2 separate regions of the Homo sapiens genome follow, and region 1 is linked to region 2. The links are chromatin contacts, found by Hi-C in ENCODE. All regions are on one chromosome and are shown on one strand. The core of a region is the stretch at or near the end of the contact, and the rest is flanking DNA. Distances in the headings are between cores, read along the strand shown. Region 1 holds the start of PKP4 (plakophilin 4). Region 2 has its middle 4.5 kb from the start of TRG-GCC2-2.

Region 1 (4,333 bases), core at 1,731-4,230, 2.1 Mb before region 2:
GTTGAAAAACTTCCACTCTTTGAATATCTGTAACAAATAGAAAGCATTTCTAACTGAAAGGTTACCTTTACCTGAAGCAGGCAAAACTATCTGCACAGCCAATCGTGTGTGTGTGTGTCGTGTGTGTGTGTGTGTGTGTGTGATCCATACATCTGAACAGGGTTTTCAATTTCTAATGCGGCAGGGAAACTAAATTTGCTTTTACTTCCCAATCTTGACATCAAGTCAAAAAAGCACGGGTTAAGCATGGGTTAAACACTGCTGTAATATGATACTGTTACATAATAAAAGTTTCCTGTTGGCATTTACAAACACCTCCCAATATCCTCCACAGTGTTACTGGACACAAATTAAACCTCTAAATTAGAAGATTCACTGATTATGCACATAGCTGAAAAACAACGTAGCAACCAAAACATAAACGTTTCTGAGTGCAAAATATTTTTTTCTATTTTTTTTCCTTTCTGTTGAGTCCTTAACTAAAGGCTCCTATTTAATAGTTTTCAATGTCCATGATCTACACAAAGTAGGTGTTGGAAGAAAGCTGATTGGTCAGACAACTGACTTATTATTTTACTGAATCTGACATAAAATAACCAGGTGCAAAGAGGTTTATCATAAATGCAACCTGCAAAGCAAATTGTGTCAAATAAAAACACACATATGATGCTTTTCAACACCCAGAAACACTTATTTCAGACATTAGTTGTTCTCGTTTTCATGTTGCCATTTTCCATAACTGTTTCACAGGCACCAAAACGAAGATACTCCTACAGCAATATACTGCATTCAAGAAGAGAAGCATTCTTCTAGTTTCTCTTTAAAAATAAAAAGAATCTAAGCTCAATTCTAGCGAACCATTTTCTGTCAAAATTTTGCTCTCCCGTATTAAGGAAAACAAAATTTGACCAAAAATGCATACTAGCCATCATTGATTTTACACGTAAATAATTACCGTTCTTTAAAACTTGTAGGGCAGCATTTATTTTTTTTTTTCAGTCAAACTCAGTAACAAAGAGAAAAAACTGAGACCTCCACTAATAAATTACATCTTGAAATATACATGATTGTGGTGTCCCCGTGTTACTTTCAATGGTAACTGACACGTCCCGAATTTAACTGTACCAGACAGTTCTATCTGTCCCATCGCTGACCGAACAGTGCTTCTCTGTTTCTATTCATTATGTATTATACGAGGTCTAAACACAGCCCAGTATGACGAGGGAAAAAAATTACACTTCTTAGGATACCAAAGTGATGCATTCAAGATCTCTCTCGCAGTACATGCCCGTGAGCACTAACAGGCATTTTTTGATAGAGCTAAAATATGTTGGCTGCAAGCTCATTACTCTAACAACCTTCAGGCCCCCTGTTTCTGCTGGTTTTCAGAAAACCCTAGTGAAAACCAGGCACTATCCAAACCTTGCACACCAAACTTGCCAACAGCCCTGTGCAATGATCAATAACCTTGGCTACACAGTCATCGGCCCCAAATTCACGGTCCTGAAGACCAATGCAGCAAAAACCCAGACGAAAGGCTAGCTGGAGCCCCAAAGAATTACCGCGCTTCCCCTCTGCCGCATGGAGGGAAGCTATGGGAGGAGAGGAGTGGAATGAGGCTCACCAGCTCCGAAGATGCTCCGGTGACCTCTGGCTGCGCGGCGAGAGCTGGGGAGGGAAGGCGCTAGGGCAGCCGCGGCGGGCTGTGTGGACTCTGCCCCTGGTGCATTCCTCGCATTCCTGCACAATCTGTCGCCAGCCCAGGAGCCGGCAGCGCGCGTCCCCCGCTGTACACACACACCTGACTACCGCTGCGCCCCGAGCGGCCACGGCCGCCGCGGCACCTCCACTGCCCGCGCTCGCGGTGTGTCGCACTCAGCCAACACGCAGCCAAATCCCGGCCCCGCCGCTCGCTCTCCGGGTAGCGGTCCAGGGGAGAGGGCCGGCAGCCTCGGCAGCGGGCGGGGATACCAGATCCGCCAGGGAGGTGCCGCAGCTCCGCTTCAACTCCTGGCAGGGAGAGGAGGAAGCGGCGGCGCAGGAGGGCAGCGGCGAGGCTCGGCGCTGGGGAGCCGGGAGGGGTGGAGCGTGAGGATCCGCGGCCGGTAGAGAGGGGCGCACTAGGCAGAGGGGTGGGCAGGACCGGCAAGGAGTACAGGACTTCGGGGACAAACGCAAGACCGCGCGGGCAGCAGGGGCGTGGGAAGACGGGGAGGGGACCAAGGTGCAGGATCTGGGGCTAGAAGGACAGACAGCCGGCCCCGAGTGCTGAGGAGGGCGGGCGCCCAGTGGTGTCGAGGGCGACTTGGGGCGCGCGGCGGCAGGCAGCGGGGAAGCCGCCGCGAGGGCGTCCAGCAGGGCTCAGCGCGGCGCTCAAGTTCGGGGCTGGGAGCTCTGAATCCGAACAGCCCAGCGTGGGCAGAGGTCGTGCGCTGCGCGTACGGGAGACCGGGGAGAGGAATCGCCGGGAAAAGCAAATGGAGGGTGAAACTTGTGCGCCTGCCGGGGGGAGGGGAGCAGCAGGCGAGTGCGGGCAGGAACACGAGGCGGGGCAGGAAAGCCGCGGCGGCCGCGAGGCGCTGGGGACGCGGCAGCGGGAGGGAGGCCCCCGGCCCCCGGCGCGCAGGTCCTGGCCCTGGCGCGTGTTCGGGGCGAGGGCCGAGGGTCTCGTGGGCAGGAGTCTCCGCGCCCTCCCGCGAGCCCACACACTTACTTTCCAGCTTAGGCAGCGGCCGTCGTCGCTCCAGGGATCAGGGACATCGGCGCCGAGGGGTCGCCGCTGCGGCACCCGAAAAAATTAAAAAAGTGCCGCGGCGGCGCGGCTGCCCGCCCCTCCCTCCCCCACCGGCCCCCGCCCCCGGAGCGGCTCTCCCACCACCCCCGGCGGCGGCGGTGGCCAACTTGCCCCTCTACCCCTTGCCCATGGTGCCGCCTCCGCGGCCGGCGTCGACGCGGACTCAGCCCCGGAGCCCCCTCTACTGCCCAGAGGCCGCCGCCGCCGCCCGCCCCGCTGCCAGCCCTCCCGCCCGGCCAGCCCCGGGCTCCCGGGAACGTCAGCACGCCGCCGTCCCCGGGCCAGCTCCCGCCACCCCATTGGCGGGAAGGAGAGGGCTGGCCCTCCCCATTGGCCCGGCCCTCATATTGAACAGGCCAATGGGAGCTGCGGTTTCAGGTCGCCATAGAGACCGATGCTGTTCAGCGCGAGAGGGCCTGGAGAGGGTGGGTGTGAGAGAGAAGGTGTCTCAGGTCTCGGGCGCGGGAGGGGGTGGCGGAGAGGACAGGGAGATTCCCCAGCGCTGGCTCTGAAATCTGGGGCAGGCTTTCCTTGCCTTACTGCCAATCCCAACTGTGCCTGGTAGGGTTTGTCCCTGGCGTCAAAGGTAGGAACAGCTGAGCCCTTAGATGTACCCCTGACGGCGAGAGCCCAGGAGTGGGCGTTTCACTTTTCCTGCGTTTGGGGAGTCCCTGAGGCTATGCCCTTTGACCTTTGACATGTGTGCAGCTTCTGCTTCTCCAGGTGAGTTTGCACCCCATCCCTTCCATCGCTGCTTCCTCCTGACGTCACTGAGCCACCTAAATCCTACTTATGTTTGTTCTCTGCAGCCACTCCCCCTTCCCTGGGGTGGATCTTTCCTCAACGTTTTGGGTCCTCAAACTCATAACTCTTCTGAAAGACTCAAAGAGGATTTCCTTTGAGGATATTTTGGTAAGGGAACGAGGTGGCGGATTGTATGATAGATGCCAAAGCGTCAACACATGAGCTAGCCTGTTCCCTGATTCTCAAAGCAAACCTCTAATCTCCCTGTGGGCAGATATTTATTAAACACATCTGTGTGTACATCCCGCACTATGAGCTTGACAGGTGCATGTTCTTTCACTTGAGAGGTTACAGGCTTGTTAAAGATAGAGGAAACAGAAACAATCCTTCACACCTTGTGATGATTTCACAAAAGAGTAAGGGAAATGGATTACAGTTGATGGATTTTGTTTTCTATTTTCCAGTATCTCTTTAAATTTGATATGGAAATAACCTGAGGCATGAAATCAGTACACGCAAAAATCTTGAGCTTTAATAATGTCTTCTACTTTCATTTAAAATCATTTTGTGGTGGTTTATCAATACTAATTGTTTTTTGTCAATAAATTTTATGTTTAGATATCACCTTCTTAAAGTGAGATTTCATGAACATATTAGGCTTTAAAAGATGATATTGCTCTAGCCTATAGCCACTGATATTCTTACATTCTTTTGGCGATTTTACTTTTTTTAGACTAATCTCTTTAGTAAGGAGACTATGTTACTACCCCTCAAATTGGAGGGACCATATTGTGT
Region 2 (4,061 bases), core at 815-3,314:
GTGTTCTCATACATGAACAAAATGGCATTCATTCAAGGCATTCACTGTAGCATTGTTCCTACTAGCAAAAGATTAGAAACAGTCTAAATGTCCTCTGCCAAAGAACTGGCTCAGGTAATTATGGTACCTCACTGTCTTCATGCATCTTACAATTACAGCTAGGTTCTTTATTTCCATGCTTTGATTCTAATCCTTAGGAAACTTGGCCTTGGGGTACTGCTTATTATTGTGAGATAGAAAAAATAATGTTTTAATTCCTAGTCCATAAAAGACAGTTTAAAAAATGAACATAGAGCCACTAAAAAGATAAAGTTAGCTCTATGTGTTCTAAGAAGGATAATTTTCCAAGATATATATTTCTGGGGGGAGAAAAGGATATGAGCATAACAGTATGTATAGTATGTACCATTTGTGCTTAAAAATAAATTGCATGTCTCTCAAAAAAGAGATTAAAAAAATTTTTTTAATAAAAGTTGCAATGTTTATATCCACATAGAAATATTTGTGAAGGGAAATACAGGACACTGATAACAATGGTTTCCTCTAGGAAAGGAAACCTGGGATCTGTTGCTGAGGCTGGAGTGCAGTGGTGCGATCTCAGCTCACTGCAACCTCCACCTCCTGGGTTCAAGAGATTCTCCTGCCTCAGCCTTCCGAGTAGCTGGGATTACAGGCATGAGCCACCATGCCTGGCTAATTTTTGTATTTTTTAGTAGAGACGGGGTTTCACCATGTTAGCAAGGCTGGTCTCAAACTCGTGACCTCAGGTGATCTGCCCGTCTTGGCCTCCCAAAGTGCTGGGATTACAGGCTGAGCCACTGTGCCAGGCTAGGCATACTTTTCAATGAATACTCTCTCATACCTTTTGAATTTTGCACCATACATGTGGGTTTCTTATGAAAAAAACATATATTTTAAAAGACCCAAATAACTTGGGAAGAAGAAGAAGAAAGAGCTTTAGGAAGGGAAGTGAAAGCTATTTCTGCCAAGCGGCACAGCTCTGAAGTAGTTGAATAAATGCTTCACCCAGAGATGAGAGTCAAGAGAAAGGTAAAGAATTCCCACTCACATTTCCTCCACCATGAGGACTCTGTATGGATTTAAAATTAATTCAATTTTGGAATAAAGAAATGACTGAATTTTCCAAAATTAAGGAAGGAAGAAAGAAAAGGAGGGAGAGAGAGAAGTAGGGGAGGGAAAGGAAAAAATGCAATTGGTAGCAGCATGCAGGATGGCAGAGGAAATCTGAGGTTTCCTGGGTAGCCCAGGGAGTGAGCTGATAATTGTCTGCACTGTGTAGGAGAGATTGGCATGAGGAGGGAGAATAAGAGTCAGTGCCATTTTAAAAGGAGAAATCAGGCTTGTTGACTAATTGGATATGCTTGAGAACTAGGAATGAGCATATCGTGAGCAGGATGATTTTGCAGTGACAGCTTTCCAGGAAAAATTGCTGCATTCTCAACATCTGCATGCATCTGAGAATTACACCTGGATTCTTCACTTCCATGCCTTGATTTTAATCCTTAGGAAAGTAGGCCTTAGGGTACTACTTGTGATTCTAAAATGGAATAAGTAATGATTTAATTCCCAGCCAGTAAAGGGCAATCCAAATGACTGGCTCCACCGTTTCCCTAGGGCTAGTTTGTAACCTGGGACAGAAATAAGCTGTGTGTATTAAATCAATACGATCACTCACAGGTGAAAAAAAAAAAAAAGGCATTGCTTTGGTGACTTTGTATTATATGAACTATTTCTGTTTCTGAACTGTTTACTTTCTTCAGATGATATAAGCCTGGCCACTTTTCTATGATGAGCTAACACCAGCTAGGAACTTGGTACCTTGAGCAAGTGCTCCAAGGTGCTATGATGCAACTTACAACCCCTGCCTGTCGCACTGGGTGTCACAATGGCCAGGCTTGCCTAAAAGAGAAGATTGTGTAACACTTCACAGTGCTCAAGTGCTTTCCTTCTCTCTACCAGCTTCAATGGGAGCTTCTTATCTGAGCATGGGAACAGAGCAGACCAGGGGAAGTGTTAGTGTGCACCACCCAGAAGGCACTGTTGGTCATCCTCTGATCTCTTCAAGCTTGATCACGTGGATAATGAAATCACTGCCTACTACAGCATTCCCGATGTGAAACAGGATTACTACACAGTATATCTATGAAACACTGTGACATATGTGTTTGTCATGTTTTATTATTCAGAATTAGCAAAAGAAGTGGGGCTCTGCCTGCCTCCACAGATGCCACTGTCCTGTTTCTCCAACTTTGGCTCCTCAATTCTTGTCATTCCCTAAGGCTGCGTCCTCAGCACTCTTTTCTCTGTGTGATATTCTCCATTTCCACATTTTTGCATTTCACCCATCAGGTGATTGACTTCCAAATCCACTTCTGTAGCCTTGATTTCTCCTGGGGTTGATCTAACCACCTAGCAGGCACCTCTTCCTACTTACTTCAAAGTCAGAATTTCCAAAAATGAGCGCTTTACACCACCCCTTTCCTTCCAGTATTTTCTCTTCCTTACTTTTCTACACTACACCCCAAGTCTATCAAGCACGTAAGGTAGATTCCTAGAGTAATTTTTCTTCCTCCTTCTGTCTTGCCATGCACCTCATGCTAGAGCTGTGGCCTTGGTTCAGGACCTCGTCACCTCTCTACTCCTATTCTAACTACCTCTTGAATGGATTTCTCTATTTTTAGTTTCTCCTCTTTCTACTTCTCTGTCACACTGTTGCCTGAATATTCCTTCAAATGCTCCGAACCTTCTTTGCAACAGAGTTTACCTTATTCCAACAAGCTGGGAATGTGTCCTAAAAATTTTCTCATGGTTTTTGTTGTCTCCTTGTAGTGTTATCATCATCGACGAATTTCTCTAAATGTAAATGTTTCTTTTTTTTTTTTTTGGAGACGGAGTCTCACTCTGTTCCCTAGGCTGGAGTGCAATGGCACAATCTTGGCTCATCGCAATCTCTGCCTCCTGGGTTCAAGGGATTCTCCTGCCTCAGCCTCCTGAATAGTGGGATTACAGCCGCACCACCATGCCCAGCTTTTTTTTTTTTTTTTTTTTTTTTGGTATTTTTAATAGAGACGGGGTTTCACACATTGGCCAGGCTGGTCTTGAACTTCTGACCCCAGGTGATCCACTCACCTCGGCCTCCCAAAGTGCTGGGATTATAGGGGTGAGGCACCACACTTGGCCTAAACTTTTCTTAAACTTTAATATTATTAGTCTATATCACATCCTGGGTAATGAGTTATCTAAGTTTACCATGTTTGGGGTAAAACTGTTTCTCAATTTGTGTTAAGATTCTAGCAAAATACTGCTCAAACTAAGTTTAAAGGCTAATTTTGTTGTTGTTGTATGTTTTTTAGAGACATGGTCTTGCTCTGTTGCAAAGGCTGGAGTGCAGTGGCACAGTATAGCTCACTGCAGCCAGCCTCAAACTCCCAGGCTCAAGCAACCCTCCAACCTTAGTCTCCCAAGTAGCTGGAACTACAGGTGTGTACCACCACACCTGGGTAATTTTTTTTTAATTTTTAATTTTTATTTTTTGTAGAGACAAGGTCTCACTATGTTGCCCAGGCTGGTGTCAAACTCCTGGCCTCAGTTGATCCTTCTGTCTCGGCCTCTCAAAGTGCTAGGATTACTGGTGTGAGTTACTACACTTAGCCCACCACTTATTGTTTAAGGGCAATTTACTGACTCATATAAACACAAAATCCAGAATTTTTTCTAGTCGGGCATGGCTGCTTCTAGTGGCTCAATATCATATTAGGAATATGTTTGTCTCTTTCTTCTGGACAACCCAAACTATACACTCAACCTGTTTGAACAACCCAGCAAAAAGACAGTTTTTACTTAAAACTTCTGCAAGAGAGTTTCGGCAAGGACTTTTCATTGTCCCAGATTTAGTCACATACCCATCTCTAAGAAAGTGCAGTGCCAAGGGAAAATATTTGACGAGACCTGTTTTACACACCTGCTATTGTGACAGAGAAATACAGAAAAAGAGGCAAGTTAACCTAACACAAATCTCAAAGTATTGATTATCTATAGAA

The links. A loop is a pair of places that touch in the nucleus more often than their neighbours do. Pooled maps may share reads with other maps.
Region 1: a map with no recorded cell type shows a loop between it and region 2 (7-fold over the local background). The contact joins the promoter of PKP4 here to the enhancer-like site in region 2. A Hi-C loop is called at or near these places in 2 of 168 maps with a recorded cell type or tissue (both naive thymus-derived CD4-positive, alpha-beta T cell), 1 of 37 single-sample maps with no recorded cell type and 10 of 50 pooled maps.

What each region holds. Positions count from the first base shown.
Region 1 is chr2:158,455,599-158,459,931 of GRCh38, reverse strand. PKP4 (plakophilin 4) reads right to left here and starts at 2,980. Exons shown (of 22, transcript NM_003628.6): 1 at 2,714-2,980. CCDC148 (coiled-coil domain containing 148) reads left to right here and starts at 3,179. Exons shown (of 14, transcript NM_138803.4): 1 at 3,179-3,517. The coding sequence starts at 3,493. It overlaps LOC124907900, which reads left to right and starts at 1,798. Exons shown (of 1, transcript XM_047446754.1): 1 at 1,798-2,801. The coding sequence starts at 2,478. The coding sequence ends at 2,801. RefSeq lists an enhancer at 1,621-1,700 and silencers at 1,981-2,200, 2,231-2,290, 2,311-2,360, 2,611-2,660, 2,881-3,250 and 1 more.
Region 2 is chr2:156,403,699-156,407,759 of GRCh38, reverse strand. It overlaps a transcript of GPD2 not described here. Among named protein-coding and RNA genes, the nearest start is that of TRG-GCC2-2, 4.5 kb to the right of the region's middle. Within about 2 kb of position 2,064, at least 4 of the 41 ENCODE cell types and tissues checked have a DNase peak (open chromatin) inside an H3K27ac peak, as active enhancers do.